2 separate regions of the Homo sapiens genome follow, and region 1 is linked to region 2. A link is an interaction called in ENCODE POLR2A ChIA-PET data of the cell type or tissue named here. Cell type or tissue: Panc1. All regions are shown on one strand.

Region 1 (8,000 bases), 76 kb after region 2:
TCCTGCCTCAGCCTCCTGAGTAGCTGGGACTACAGGTGCACACCACCACAGCCAGCTAATTTTTTGTAATTTTAGTGGAGATGGAGTTTCATTATTTTGGCCAGGCTGGTCTCGAATTCCTGACCTCAGGTGATCCACCTGCCTCAGCCTCCTGAAGTGCTGGGATTACAGGCGTGAGCCACCACGCCTGACCCATTTTTATAAATTTTTAAAAAGTTGGAATTTGTGGTGTGGTTTTGATTGTGTACTGAAAATGAACGATTGCAGTGTCCTTTTAGGTTAAAAAAAAAAAAGAAAAGTTAAAAATAATCCTTAGTTTGGTTAAGCTGTTAATAGATTTGACACTTAACTGCTTTTGAAAAATAACTGTAATCATCTTTTTTCAGGGTAATCACTTTGATCAGTATGAGGAAGGACACTTGGAAATTGAACAAGCGTCACTTGACAAGCCTATAGAATCGGTAAGATAATCAGTGCTTAATTTCGGGTCTTAGCTAGTTAGTTAGGTAGTGTTCGTGTGACACTTGATGTGAGTGAAGTTAAACTTATTAATAACCAATAGTACAGTTTAGAGTTGTTTTCTTGCATGCCATACAGTAATCAATTAAAGCTTGGGATGTAATCTAATATTTAATATGTTGGGAAATCAGTCCAAAAAAATCTAGAAACACATTAGAATTTCAATGGAAAAATATCTTTTTGGCCCATACCGATACTTTGTTGAAGGTAGCAAGTTAAAGTTTAGCATTTTGTGAATTGAATAAAGGAGTAAAATGTATTTTGATCCTTTATAGCTTCACCTTTCTTGGGCAATATAATTATGTATGAAATGTTCCTACATAAGTAGAATATGTATGGAAATTTTTTTTTAAATGTTATATTAAAAACATTTAAGGAGTAATATGTTTTATTTACCAGACTGTTGTGAAACATGGCAAGTTTGGTCTCTGTAGCTTAAGAAATGTGGTTTTTGTCAAAAGCTGATTATTTCTATCTTTTCACACTGCTTAGTTTTGGACACTGATGATATCAAGCAATAGAACAAGGAGATTTATTTACCTGGCTCTTAGTTTTAAAAAAACTTCTTAATTTTTGAACATTATTTTCACTTTGAAAAACCCGTTATTTTTAAATAACACAGTCTATTGTTAAAATGTCTAAACTTGTCATTATTGTCAGCAGTTACTATTTGTGCTTAAGTGTACATATTTAATAAGGATTTCGGTGAGTTATTGGTAAAACTTGAGTGGGGAAAAAAAGTCAAAAAGGGAATCTTAATCTTTATAACCATCATGACAAGCCCCCCACTTCCCCTTAAGAAACACTAGCTTCTTCCTCAGGAAAATAAGAAGGCAATTTAGAGAATACGGATATTTTAACTTTAGCTTTTATTTTCAAAACTGCAACATAGTAAAGGATCAACATATATTTATGTTCCTAATTAGGTTGGTGTTGTGTGTGTTTGTATGTGTGTTTAGATGTTTACAGAAATTTACACAACTTGGGGTGTTCGACATTTTTCTTCCACAGCAGTTGGCCCATATTAGCTAAGCAGCCATGATCTGGTTTGTATTGCACGGTCTGCCTTTTTTTAATTTCTTCTCTAGGGTTTCTTTCTCCCCACCTCCCTTTCTTATTTCTGTCTTTCTGGTCCAGTGAACACTGCATATAGTACCTTCTGTCTTAATGTGCTGGCATGATGCTAGACTTAGGCATGGCAGTAATTGATGACGCATGTGATAATGCTGCAGAGGGAGAATTCTCATCTGATATTTCACTGAAAGCCTAGTCTTGTGTTTTGACATAAGGATAAAATGCCAAGCCCACTTTGCTAAGTTAAAAATCACTGATTTTAGGCCGGGCACAGTGGCTCAACGCCTGTAATCCCAGCACTTTGGGAGGCCGAGGTGGGTGGATCACGAGGTCAGGAGATCGAGACCATCCTGGCTAACACGGTGAAACCCCATCTCTACAAAAAATGTAAAAAATTAGCCGGGCATGGTGGCAGGCGCCTGTAGTCCCAGCTACTCGGGAGGCTGAGGCGGGAGAATGGCATGAACCCGGGAGGCAGAGCTTGCAGTGAGCCAAGATCGTGCCTCTGCACTCCAGCCTGGGCAACAGAGCGAGACTCTGTCTCAAAAAAAAAAAAAAAAATCACTGGTTTGTGCCTTGTTCTGAATTATTTTGGGGATTATGACAAGGCAGAATTTTGTAATGAAATCTGTAGGCTAGACAGTATCTTGTATTTGCAAACTAATTTAATTTTTCCATTTCAATTTACAAAACTGGAGGGTCTGGCCGGGTGCGGTGGCTCAAGCCTGTAATCCCAGCACTTTGGGAGGCCGAGACAGGTGGATCACGAGGTCAGGAGTTCGAGACCAGCCTGGCCAAGATGGTGAAACCCTGTCTCTACTAAAAATACAAAAATTAGCCGGGCGCAGTGGTAGGCACCTGTAGTCCCAGCTACTCGGGAGGCTGATGCAGGAGAATGGCTTGAACCTGGGAGGCGGAGATTGCAGTGAGCCGAGATTGTGCCACTGCACTCTAGCCTGGGTGACAGAGCGAGACTCCATCTCAAAAACAAACAAATAAAAAAACAAAAACAAAAAAAACCAGGAGGGTCTAAGTTTAAGACAGAGCTGTCAGAATCAGCTCCCCAGTACCACATTCTACAAGGTGCATGGTTGGTTAATTGTCTTACACAAGCTATAATTCTGTGGATACTCAACAGTAGCAGTAAATTTAGATGAAATTTGCAACCTAGTATTCATTATTACGATACTTAACAAATATTTTTTAAACCACTAAATTAAATGATATTTAACATATTTTAAGCCTAGAGGGCTACACTGAAATATTTTTGGAAATTTCATTCCTATGGCACATGAGGCTAATGCTATTTTACCTCTCATAATGTCCAGGACTTTTTCTGCCACATATAGCGAGAACAGTATCAGAAGGCAGTCTAATTGAGTAATCATTGTTGAATAATCTCATTCAGTGGGAGTAGAATTGATAATATGCCTTATTTATTAAGTAGTGCTACCTTCTTCACTTAAAATAGCAAATAGTATATAGTACTCAGGCTGGATATTTAATTTTTTTAAATAAATGAATGTTCAGAAATGTATATTAGTAATTACACTTCTAATGAAAATTTACTTCTGAAAGATAAATATATGCATTATTTGTGATGAGATAGTTTAGGTTGTAGGAGAGAACTTCATGGCCTACATTGTATTAGGTAGAAGTAGGGCACAGGATCTGGGAGAATAAACAAAGATGCAAGAAAAAATAAGAAAAAAAAAAAGAAGTATTGACACACAAGATAAGAGGGATCTTATTTCTGTTGCCTGATCATTTGTGAGTAAAATTTTAAGTGTTTTTCTCTTTTTTCAACTTTTTTTTTTTTTTTTTACTTTTTTTGGTCACAGAAAATTTTAAGTTTTAAGAGAAACTCCTACAGTGATTGGCATCAAAGTAGGTAGTGTTCCCTCCCTCCCACCAAACAAAAGAAGTCCCTTATCACCTGAGGAATGCCCACTAAATAATAAGTAAATATTTAATTACATGGCTGGCTGGCTATATTAAGCTGTTTTGTTTTTAGGGGAAAATGGTGTTACTTCTAACACAGAAAGAGTGCTGAATTAAAATCTTTCTCTGCAGCAATATCTATTGAGAGGTGCTGACTGTTTTGCTACAGCATGCAACTCAAAAGTGGCTGAAAATATGCAGCTTTGGGAGTCTACAGATCATTGCAGGAGCTAAAGGTCTAGTCATTTTTTTTTAACCAAAGGTAATCTGCAGCAGCTGGTAACCGTGGAGGTCTCTGCACAGGTTTGTGCCAAGAATATGCCTGTGTGAAGGGTTATTGTGAGTATAGGATTAAGGTCTTTTTATTTTGTAGTAGGCTAAATTTGATGCAAACCAGCAAGATGGGAAATGAGACATGAAGATGCAATAATGTATTATGCTTTTAGTGAACTTCCGAAGCTTAGATTTGTTAGTGAGATATTGGTATTTCAATTTTATTAGGTAAATGTTGAAAATATATCAAAATCCAGTATTTGTAAAGCATTTAATAATATTTTTTGAAGTTTAATTTTCCCTTATTTGCTTCAACCAACCAGATATCTTTCAATGAGATTTTTCCTCAAGAATGAAATATCTTTTTAAGAAAATTATATGAGAATTGCTAAACAACTTGATTATCTCTATTAAAAACAAGTTGAAAAGTGTGAACATTTTATCCCTATTACGAGAAGCTTTGAATTTGAATTTTAAAAATTGTTATTGCTTTATGAGATATTTAGGTCTCAAATGTTATAATTATAACCTCCACTTACTTAAAGACAAAATATTTACAAAACAAAGCTTGATCTAAAGCCATAGCTCCGTCTAGGATTCAATCACAGAAGAATTAATTGGTGTTTTTTAGGATACACGGTCCTTTATGACCTTTATCATAGTTAGAAGATGAGGAATTGGGCGCAGGGGCTCACGCCTGTAATCCCAGCACTTTGGGATGCTGAGGCGGGCAGATGACGAGGTCAGGAGTTCGAGAACAGCCTGACCAACATGGTGAAACCCTGTCTCTACTAAAAATACAAAAAGTAGCCAGACGTGGTGGCACATGCCTGTGCATGTGCTGGGATTACCCAGCTACTCAGGAGGCTGAGGCAGGAGGATTGCTTGAACCTGGGAGGCAGAGGTTGCAGTGAGTCGAGATCACGCCACTGTACTCCAGCCTGGGTGACAGAGCGAGACTCCGTCTCAAAAAAAAAAAAAAAAAAAAGCGCTGGGTGCAGTGGCTCACACCTATAATCCCAGCACTTTGGGAGGCCGAGGTGGGTGGATCACAGGGTCAGGAGATAGACCATTCTGGCTAACACGGTGAAACCCCATGTCTACTAAAAATACAAAACTTAGCCGGGTGTGGTGGCACACGCCTGTAGTCCCAGCTACTCAGGAGGCTGAGGCAGGAGAATCGCTTGAACCCAAGATCGTGCCACTGCACTCCAGCCTGGGTGACAGAGCGAGACTCGATCTCCAAAAACAAACAAACAAAAAAAGATGAGGGATCAGATGGGAGAATGACTTTAAGCTATATAGAAGGCAGAATGCATGCATCATAGACTTAAAACATGTTGTTACTGTTGTGGTTGGAAGTGCAACTACCCATCAGCCGCTAGTCGGTCCTTGCTCTACCTGACTGATTAAAATTCTTTCTTTATGGTTGTCAGGATGACCTAATAGGTTTAAAAATGTAGTGTAAGCTTCAAACTCCAGTTGCTGATGTTTAGTTTGCGCATCTTAAGGATTTGGAAGTATATGTATAATTGGGTTTTGTGATGTTGCATATCTGTCTAGATCTGTGGACTCCACTAGTTCCAAACTGTAATTCTTTATAAGACTGCTGATTTGACATTTAGCAGTGACCATATGTGGACTGCACTAGAAATAATGTGCTTCTTGGAGCTGAATGGTGTAGCATTACTATATGGCTTTTCTCTCTAGTCTTCATTGTGTCATCTGTAGTGAGCTATAGAGTTTTTTTGTTTCGGGAATTTTTACAACTTGTTTGCATGGGTTCACCTAGTAGCATTGGTTCTTGCTTATAGTCTTTAATACACAATCAGCAAAGCTTACAATCCACTCAAGAGACTTACTATTTTGTCACTGTTGAAAATGGGCTAAATGATGTAAATTGAATGTGGCTGTCAACTAAAACAAAATTCAGTATAGAATTAGTATTCATCCAGTCATGGACATACCTGTAGCATGGTTTTCTCTTGAGACATAATAGGCCGTTTCCTACTGTAAAAACTTACAGCCAGCTTCATACAATAAAGTAAATTTTTTCCTGTGTTTTGGCAGGCTCCCGTCATACATGTGTATTGGTGGTGCTGTTACCAAAATGATCATTGTTACTATGGTGGCATACAGCTTCATGGAGCAGAAAGTTTCTACTTGGTATTTAATTAATAAAATGTTGAGGAATGGCTGAAACAGTTAATAATGAAGTATTTTTACATTGCTGGTATTGTGTTTTCAGCATATTGGTAGTTTATAATACAGACTTCTTGTTGTCAAAGATCTTCCCGCTTAAAAATTATATTCCTTTTCTCACGTGTTTATTAGAGAAGAACAAATGATAAAAATTAGCATTTTAATGATATATTTATGTGTAGAAATAGGGGGAGAAAAAAAGGCCAACTGAGGTAATCTAGGTGAAAAAGTTTGTTTTCAGTTTAGCTACATGGTTTAACCAGAATTAGAAGAAGAACTTCATTTCCAACCAAAGAACAGGCCGCACAGCCACCATTTTGGGGTCTTGAGCAGAGAGAGAAAACAAATAGGTGGTTTGTGAGAACTCTGAATTATGTAGAAAACCAGCTTTTCTACATAATAAATAAGCTTTGCCTTATTTATTAAAGTTAGGATTTCTTTGCAGTTCTTAAATGTACATTTAAATTATATCAAGTTGACTTTAGAAGAAAAAAATTATAAGCAGCCTACCTCTATCATGTATCTTTGTTGTTAACCAGAGTTTTTAAAATGAAAAAAATTTCTGTAATTTATTTTTGGTTCTATGAGATTATAATTAAACCCCAAATTATATATTTAAAAAACAAAAACCAAAAGATTTTTAGTCATTATTATAGTAACTGAAATTAAGTAGAGTTACTTTTTTTTAAAATTATTTTTAAAAATAATTACTACTTTGGAAATAAATTGGCTGGGCATGGTGGCTCACACCTGTAATCCCAGCACTTTGGGAGGCTGAGATGGGAGGATCACTTGAGCCTTGCAGGTCAAGGATGCGGTGAGCTGTGACTGTGCTACTGCACCCCAGCCTGGGTGGCAGAGCGAGACCCTGTCTCACAAAAAAAAAAAAAAAAAAAAAAAAAAAAAAGGAACAAAGAAATTTAATGTTCATTGCCCTTGTTCTGTCTAGATTACCTGTTTGAGCCGTAAGCTACTTGTGCCAACTTGGTGTTGTAAATAGCATCCATGGACCAGTCGTGGTGGCTTATGCCTGTAATCTCAACACTTGGGGAAGCCAAGGCAGGCGGATCACTTGAGGTCAGGAGTTTGAGACCAGCCTGGCCAACGTGGTGAAACCCTGTCTCTACTAAAAATACAAAAAAAAAATTGGCTGGATGTGGTGGTGCGTGTCTGTAGTCCCAGCTACTCAGGAGGTGGAGATTGTAGTGAGCTGAGATTGCCGTTACACTCCAGCCTGAGCTACAGAGTGAGACTCCGTCTCAAAAAAAAAAAAAAAATCCTGGAATAATTGGAATAATTTGCAAAAATTACAGTCGTTAACAGAGAGAATAGATTGCTTGTTTCCCAAAGACTGGTTATTGAGTTTCTTGTTCTTTCACAGAGATAGTTTTGATCATTTCAGAGGTAGACAAGTCTGGTTTGTTTTACTTTGTTATAAATTATTTTGGTGTGCCTCCTTGTGTTAGCCGTCATCCTTAAGCCTATTGGATTTTTGACGAGTGTTTATAAAACCTTTTTTTCTTTTACTGATAGGAAGGGAGACCATACTGAATACTAGCCCTTCCTGCAGAGTCACAGAGCTGCCTTTTTTCCTCCAAAAGCAGGTAGTTTGAAATGATAGGAAAGGTCCAGTTTTTCTGTGTTGGTCATTCATTTACCCTAGGAGGTTGGTGAGGGGAGGAGAGATTCTGGGAGATGTGTCTATTGTTTCTATTGCCTTTGTTATGATTGGAAGGACTTAGAGTGGCAAGTTAAATATTTTATTATAGTCCCTGAGAAAGTGGATTTAATTAAAGAACAGTTTTAACCTAAAGTTTTAGAAGAGAAATGCCACTACCATTTTCTATCAATGATTTTTTTCTGAGAAGGTGACAGCCATCCTCTTGAGTGGTTTTGTAAAAGTGGTGCTAATGTGTATAACCTTAATTTTTTCTTTTTTTTCTCCCTCTCCCTTTAACATTTGCTTTTCCTTTCACTGTTGTCAGTCACAA
Region 2 (8,000 bases):
TTCACCATGTTAGCCAGGATGGTCTCGATCTCCTGACCTCGTGATCCGCCCGCCTCAGCCTCCCAAAGTGCTAGGATTACAGGCGTAAGCCACCATGCCCGGCTAATTTTTGTATTTTCAGTAGAGACAGGGTTTCACCATGTTGGCCAGGTTGGTCTTGAACTCCTGACCTCAAGTGATCTGCCCACCTCAGCCTCCCAAAGTGCTGGGATAACAGGTGTGAGCCACCGCACCTGGCCCAGAATTTTTATTTTTCTTATTTCAGTTGTGAGAATTAAATGAGACAGCATATGACACTCACTATGACCTGGTGCTAGACTAAAAGCTTGGTAATAGTAGCTATTATTTTATCCAATAAATTATTGAGCATCTACTACATGCAAAGCAGATAGTCTGCAGAGACTCAGCCTCCAGCTTCAGGGAGCCTACAGTCTAGGGGGCCACATTCTGCTATCGCTCCCTAAGGAACATTTCTCTTTAGTCTTGGGCTTCTGCTGTGGGCTGGGAGCCTAGGTGTCCCCAGTGCACAGAAGTGCCACTTCTCCCCCAAACCCCGAAGTACCACTGTTAATCGTGTCTGCTTACAAATCTGACATCTAGGACCAGGTGGAGTGGTTCACACCTGTAATCCTAGCACTTTAGGAGGCTAAGGTGGGAGAATTGCTTGAGCCAGCCTAGGCAAGATAGCCAGGCCCTATCTCTACAGAAAATTTTAAAATTAGTCTGGTGTGGTAGCATGCACCTGTAGTCGCAGCTACTCAGGAGGCTGAAGCGGGTGGATCACTTGAGCCCAGAAGTTTGAGGCTGCATAAGCTGTGATCACCCCACCGCACTCCAGCCTGGACAACAGAGTGAGAACCCATCTCAAAAAACAAACAAACAAAAAAAAAACCAAATCTGATATCTGGGATAATTGTTGGGTACCTACTGTAAATCTGCTGCAGGGTCCATTCCCCCGTTCTGTAGGATGGGCTTGGCAGGAGCAGAAATCTCAACCTAACAGGAGAGCAGAGAAAATAGCTGTTGGAGTGGAAAGAAACCTGGTCTGGGGCTCCAAATGTCTGGGCTGCAGGCCTGGCTCCAGCCCCACTGGCCCAGTAGCTTAGGCAAGTCACCATCCCTTCCTTAGCTGCAGCTTTTTCATCAGTAGAAAGGGATCATAAAACAATTTATTGATTTTACCCTTGAGCCAGATGTAGGAGGCTGTGAGAATATGATGCTTGGATCATTGAAACTCTCCTTGCTTCATGCCACCCAAACAAGATGAAAGACTTGTGTGTCACAGATAAGTGAAATGACAGTCAGCAACATCCAACACACACAGGCATGCTCAGGAGAGGAGAGCACGGAGAACTTCTCCCCGCTAAGGAAACCTGGGGAGATTGCCTAGGGCTCCCACTCCCCGCAAAATATCCTCCTGTCTCTGGCCTTTCACCTTCCCCCGTCACAGTTTAGGTAATCACACATGTCCAGGTCTCCTTGCACGTTTTCCTCTAGAGCCCTTGCTTTCCAGAGAAGCTGTCCCCTCTGTCCTTGAGGGCTAATCTAAGGGACAATGCCTGGTATGGTGACTCCCGAGGGAATTCCCCCTGCTCCAATGAGCCTGCCAGAGGACAGGTCCCCTCTTTGTTTCCTCAATTCTGGGTCAGTGTTCTTTCCTTTTCAAAGCACTGAGGTCCCTCCACCCTAAAGAGGGAAGGGCTATGTGTATCTGTTTAGGAGACAGAGATCAAGGAGGAGGACTTAATTTCAGATACTTTAGGAGCCTCAATGGTTTTATTCTCTAAGCAAAAATGTTCTGCTCTAAACGGGGTGGGTCCTAGATACTTTGTGGAAAACAGGTCTGAGCATTCAGAGAATCAGTCTCCTTGGCTCCCCTCTCCCCTGACCCACACAATATGCCTCTGCTTTAGGTGAATTCACCTTTCCTCCTCTCTCCCTGAACCTGTCCATCAAGACCTTGAATCCACCTTCAGGTGAGGTATCAAATTCCTTCTCCCTGCACTCCATCCTCCATTTAGATCTCAGGGAAATGACCCTTAGAAATGGGCCACAGACCGGGCACAGTAGTAATCCCAGCACTTTGGAAAGATGAGGCTGGTGAATCACTGGAGCCTAGGAGTTGGAGACCAGCCTAGGCAACATGACAAAACTGTCTCTACTAAAAATTTAAAAATCTTAAAAATAAAAATAGCCTGGTGTGGTGGTGCATGCCTATGGTCCCAGCTACTCAGGAGGCTGAAGTGGAAGGATCACCTGAGTGGAGGCTGCAGTGAGCTGTGATCCTGCCACTGCACTCTGGCCTGGGCAACGGGAGTGAGACACTATCTCAAAAAGAAAGAAAAAAAGAGAAGGAGAGAGAAATAAAAGTAAGAGAGACAGAGAGAGAGGAGAAAGAGAAAGAGGGAGAAAGAGAAAGGAAGGAAGGGAGGGAAGGAAGGAAGGAAGGAAGGAAGGAAGGAAGGAAGGAAGGAAGAAGGAAATAAAGAAATGGGCCACCAAATAATCAGGAGACCTAGGACTCCTGGAATTCCAATTCCTGACAACTTGTAGGTTCCTTCAGTGCACCCTGCCCCACCCCTGCCAAGTTCCAAGGCTGCCCCTGGCTTTGGGGCAGAGGAGGAAGGAGACTTAGCAGAGCATAGCTGTTACCCCTTTATCTCTCCAATGTCTTTCTTCAAGGTCTCTGGCAGGCAAAATGGGCCATAAAAGGATTAAACAGATGTAACAGATGATCTATTAATTAAGGGCCTTCATTGGCCCAAGCCTGGGCTGAGCAAGACCAAGGTGTGGGCTGCTCAGAGCCAAATGGGGAAACAGGATCTAGAAAGCCAGTGCTAGGTTTGGCTAGTGAGGTTCTTGGGTGACTCTGCCTTCTAGAACAGGAAATAAATGTCCCTAGGAATGAACGGTTTCGATATTTTGTCTTCCAGAACCTTCTAGAACCTAATGCCAAGGGGAGAGGAATAGGGAAGCCTGAATCATAGCTCTGTAGCTATGGAGGGGTCCTTGGGGTGATGGGTGTGGGGGTGCTCCCTTGGGAGGGAGGAAAAGGTAGGTTGGCTTCCCAGCTGGAGCTCCCCTCCTGCTCCAGCAGAGCCCCACTCTTCCACCCTGGCTGCCCCCCTCCCATCTTCTCACTCTGCTCTTTCTTTTCCCCCTTCCTCATTTTCTACTCCTCCTTCTCCCTCTTGCTTCTCCCAGAATGTCTCTCCTTTCTCTCTAGGCTGGGCCACCTCACCCCCTCCCCTTCCCCTTTCCTGTAACTGAAGCTGTTGTTGGGAGTTGGAGGAGCTGGGCTGGTTTGAAAGGAGGCCCTGCTGCTTTTCAGGGAGGAATTGAAACTGTGGAGCTGGGGGTGAGGGGAGGCAGCAGAGGGGGAGGGGGGTGACTTGAGAAATCAAAGCGGCTGCAACTCCATCTGGGAAACCAACTTTGATTTACTAGCAAGGACCTGGCTCTCCCACTACCCCCACCCTTGCCCACTCCCCCTCCTTCCCTGGACTTTGCTTTGTGGTGATAACTGGGGGAAGGGGGGACGGACCCCCTTCCAACATGGAAGCCTGCTCTTAACCTGGGAGGACCAGCCTAGAGGAAGAAGGCCTGGGGGACTCTGCTCAGTCAGGCTGCAGATGCGGCTGAAGGGGGCCCAGCATCTCAGGAACTGGGTAGGAGAATGGATACCCCTGGGAAGGAGGAAAGCCTATTGGCCAGGCAGCCTGGCCCAGGCAGACTCAGCCCTGCTCTGGCTTGGGGCGACCCCCTCCCTGAGATGTGGGGCTGGGATGGGGGCACAGAGGAAGAAGGCCAGGGCTTTTTCATTTATCTATGGCCTTCCCCTCAGAACTGGGGGGCTTAGGGTCCAAGGCTGCCTGGTAAGAGCCAAGAAAAGAAAATGACTGAGAAGGAAAAAGGAACATCTATTGTAATAGACTATTTTGTGTTGAAATTCAATGTGAGCTATGGAGGACATTGGGTTCTGGTAGGGACTTGAGGCCATTTTGGGTGGAAGTGCTACCTTTCTCCTCCCTTCCTCTCTTGTACCCTCTGTTTTACTTTTCTTCTCCTCTGTCCAATTCTTAAACCCCTCAAGGTTGAAGGGGCTCTCTAACCAAACCCCTGCAATAGAAATAGGATCCCGAAGGTCCTAAACCCCCGGGGCCAGGGTAGAAATTCAGAACAAAATGAGTCATAACTTCAGGAAATGCTTATTCATGTTGTCAGCTGACTCCATCCAGTCCTCCTTGGTGGGGTGGTGAGTTTAAATCCCTGGACTCCTGGGTTCTAGGCAGACCCCCCCCTTCTCCTGAGCCTCCATCACAGCAGCATTTTTCAGGGTTCAGCATCCAACTTTCAGGACTAGCTCTTAGGAGAGAAAGGGACTAATTCAGCACAAATCTAGCCTTTTCTGCTCACTGCTAACCTTTCACTGCTCAAATCTAACCTTTCACTGCTCACTGTAGTGTCTGGGACTGCCCCATCAGAGCTCCTGCCCAGGGATAAAGTTTCTGAAAGCTGAGTCCACATGCATCAGTCCACATGCTGAGTCCATTATGGCAGGAGGGGAAATGGGAACTGGGGTTTGCCTGTTAGGAATATAGATTCCTGGGCCCTGCCCACTTATCCAAATATACCATCCCCAAGTGATTCGTACGTTCACTCTAAAGCTATCTGCTTTCCAAACCTCCAGACCATTCAATTAGCTTTCAGAGCCCTAGTTACTTTTTTTTTTTTTTTCTCTTCCAGATGAGGTCTTGTTCGGTCACCCAGGCTGAAGTATAGTGGCACGATCACAGCTCGCTGCAGCCTCAAACTCCTGGGCTCAAGAGATCCTCCCACCATTCCCACCACCTTCCTATACTGCAGAGGTTGGAAGCCAAAAACCTCACCTCTCAGCCTCCCTTGCAGCTAGAGCTCTGGATGCAAAATACGCTTATTTGAGATTTGGAAGGTGGAAGGGAAATGAGGTCATGTTCTTGCTGCAGTGGCAATTTCTAGTGATCCCTAGGTGCAGTTACCTTGGCTTAATTACAATGGAAGCCTTTTTTTTTTTTTTTTTTTTTTTTGATAGAGTTTCACTCTGTCCCCCAGGCTGGAATACAATGGTGTGAACTTGGCTCACTGCAACTTCCCACTCGCGGGCTCAAGCGATTCTCAGGCCTCAGCTTCCTGAGTAGCTGGGATTACAGGTGTGCACCATCACACCCAGCTAATTTTTGTTTGTTTAGTAGAGACAGGGTTTTGCCACGTTGGCCAGGCTGGTCTCAAACTCCTGACCTCAAGTGATCTGCCTGCTTTGGCCTCCCAAAGTGCTGGGATTACAGGCATGAGCCACTGCAACCGGTCCCAATGGTAGCCTCTTGATCCCCCTACCTGCTAGTGGCAGAGGTAGCAGCTTCTACTGGAGGGTCATTTCTGTGGCTTCGTGACAAAGTCTACTCCTCCAGGCCATCCAAGTTTCACAAACACCTAGTTTCCTGCTTGTTTTAGTCTGCTTGGGCTCCATAACAAAATACTACAGATTGGATAGCTTAAATGACAGAAATTTATTTTCTCATAGTTCTGGAAGCTGAAAGTCTGAGATCGGGATGCCAGCATGGTTGGATTCTGGCGAAGGCTTCCTTCCTGGCTTGTAGATGGCCACCTTCTCAGTGTTCATGTGGCCTATCATTGGTGTGTGTAGGTGGGGAGAGAGAGGTTTCTCTCTGTTCCCCTTATAAGGCCACCAATCCTATCAGATTAGGGGTGGGGACCCTCCAACCTCGTTTAACATTAATTACCTCCTAAAACCCCTATCTCCAAATACAATCACATTGAGGGTTAGGGCTTTAACATATTAATTTTGTGGGGCCATAATTTAATTTCGTCTATATGTATTGCATCTTTTTTTTTTTTTTTGAGACGGAGTCTTACTCTGTCACCCAGGCTGGAATGTGCAGTGATGCGATCTCGGCTCACTGCAGCCTCGACCTCCCAGGATCAAGCAATCCTCCCATCTTGGCCTCCTGAGTAGCTAGGAGCACAGACACATGCCTGGCTAATTTTTTCTATTTTGGGTAGAGATGGGGTTTCACCATGTTGCCCAGGCTGGTCTGGAACTCCTGAGCTCAAGCAATCTGCCTGCCTCGGCCTCCCAGACTGTTGGGATTACAGGCATGAGTCACTGCACCTGGCCTGAATCTCTTTTTTTGATAAAATACCTAGAGCCATTCCACCACTGTAAATCCTTGAAGTCCCCTTCTCTGTGGTGCTTCCCTGATACCACCCCTGTCCTTTCCCTGAGTTGATGTTTATCTTATGGCATTTAGCATGTGGCATGTGTTACCTACATATGTCTAACTACAGCCTCCCCACAGCCCAACAAGATAATCTCTTGAGGGCAGAGGCTGTGTCTTAGTTTTTGTGCATACCTTAGTGCCTTGCATATCATAGGCACCCAAGAAAAAATTGTTAAATGAATCAATGCTCTCTGTAAATAGGGCAAGGTCTGAAGAACTCCCTGAGCTGGGTAATCTAGAGACACAAGCATCCTGCCCTGGACAGCGAGCCCAATTCCCTTTCCATACATTCTGCCCTGCCTCTGAAACCCACACTTAGGGAGGGGAGAAGCTCAGCTCTGAGGATGAAAAATGAGCAAGGTTTCTAGGACGCAGATTTCTAGTCTCCAGTTTTGACAAGTATCTAGTTTCTCAAAGCCACATTTAATTACAAATATGCCCTGTCTCTACAAAAAAAAAAAAATTAGCTGAGCATGGTAATGTACACCCATAATCCCAGCTACTGGGAAGGCTGAGGCAGGAGGACCTCTTGAGCCCAGGAGGTCGAAGCTGCAGCGAGCTGTGATTGCAGCACTGCACTCCAGCCTGGGTGCCAGAGCAAGATCCTGTCTCAAAACAAAACAAACAAAAACAAATCTATTCTGATCTCCAATCTGAGAAGGGGTGAAGTGACAAATAAATCTGACATCATCGTGAGAACCCATGAAGTGGACGTAGGACACCTGAATGCTCGTGTCCTGGTCTTGGTGCTTAATACTTTTCTGACCTTCAGTGAATCTTTTCTCTGAGTATCAGTTTCTCCATCTGAAGAATGGGCACAATAAGTCTGTCCTGTTCCCTGTGAAGTGAGGACTGAAAGAGAAACTGGATTTGTAGGGACAGTTGCTTTGGGAAAGGAAGCTCAGATGGTACATGCTGCTTTGTAACCCAGAAGCAGAATATTAGCCAGAGGTCAGCCTGGGAGCCTGGACACAGGCACCTAGGGCAGACCTAGTCACGAGGCAGCATGCTAGGCAGACCACTGTCCTGGACTTGGACTCAATGGATTCAGCTCTGCTTCCTCACTGCATTCCCTGAGATAGGTCACTCTCCCTTTCTGAAGCTCTGACTCTTCATCGATAAGATAGGGACACTAATCTTCTCTTGAAGGGTGGGGAAGATAAGATGAAGTGGTAAGTGACTTCACATAGTGGATGCTCAATATAAGCCTTTAGTGTTGGTTTTTCCTGCTCTCAGGCAGAGGCAGCTGGAGAAGGAAGTTTGCTGGGGAGTTGGGGCAGGTGTCAGACTTCTAAGACCCTGGGGGTTGGTTGCTTTCTCCCGTGACTGGATCACTGATTAATCCTTGAGGAATCTCGAGGCCTAAGGGTTGGTAGTCTAGAGGGACAAATATGTGAATACTGGTTAAAGAAAGAAAAAATCTACAAGGGACTTCAGTTTTGGGGATAGACTGATATAGCCTCTTTGAAGCTGGGGCTGACCCAGTCACTCTGCAAGCATCTGGTTGTGCATACCTTAGTGCCCCTCCTCCAAACTCTTCCAAACATCTCTAAGGGTCCCAAAAGGGTAGAAATGGACTCATTCAGAAGTGAAGAAAGAGATCAGGGCCGCAGCTCTCCATAGCTCCTGTCAGGCCCCTTGGGAGGAGCCTGAATGCTGGGGCAGCTTGTGGGGGGGACTCCAATGATGGAACCAGGAGAGGCAGTTCCTACCTTGTGGATG

Evidence for each region. ChIA-PET counts read pairs that join two places held together with the same protein. Peaks named below come from ENCODE experiments on the same cell type or tissue, not always from the same donor. Only the 100,000 strongest peaks of a DNase experiment are listed, where the experiment ranks them.
Region 1: POLR2A ChIA-PET joins it to region 2 with 5 read pairs; 5 of 35 experiments call an interaction of 5 or more read pairs at or near these places.

What each region holds. Positions count from the first base shown.
Region 1 is chr17:44,467,290-44,475,289 of GRCh38, reverse strand. It overlaps GPATCH8 (G-patch domain containing 8), which reads left to right. Exons shown (of 8, transcript NM_001002909.4): 2 at 387-461. Among named protein-coding and RNA genes, the nearest start is that of GPATCH8, 32 kb to the left of the region's middle. In Panc1, no CTCF peak of the experiment used is centred here; no DNase peak of the experiment used is centred here.
Region 2 is chr17:44,543,419-44,551,418 of GRCh38, reverse strand. No RefSeq gene overlaps it. Among named protein-coding and RNA genes, the nearest start is that of FZD2, 10 kb to the left of the region's middle. RefSeq lists an enhancer at 2,809-3,356. In Panc1, no CTCF peak of the experiment used is centred here; no DNase peak of the experiment used is centred here; H3K4me3 peaks cover 290 bases; H3K27ac peaks cover 6,093 bases.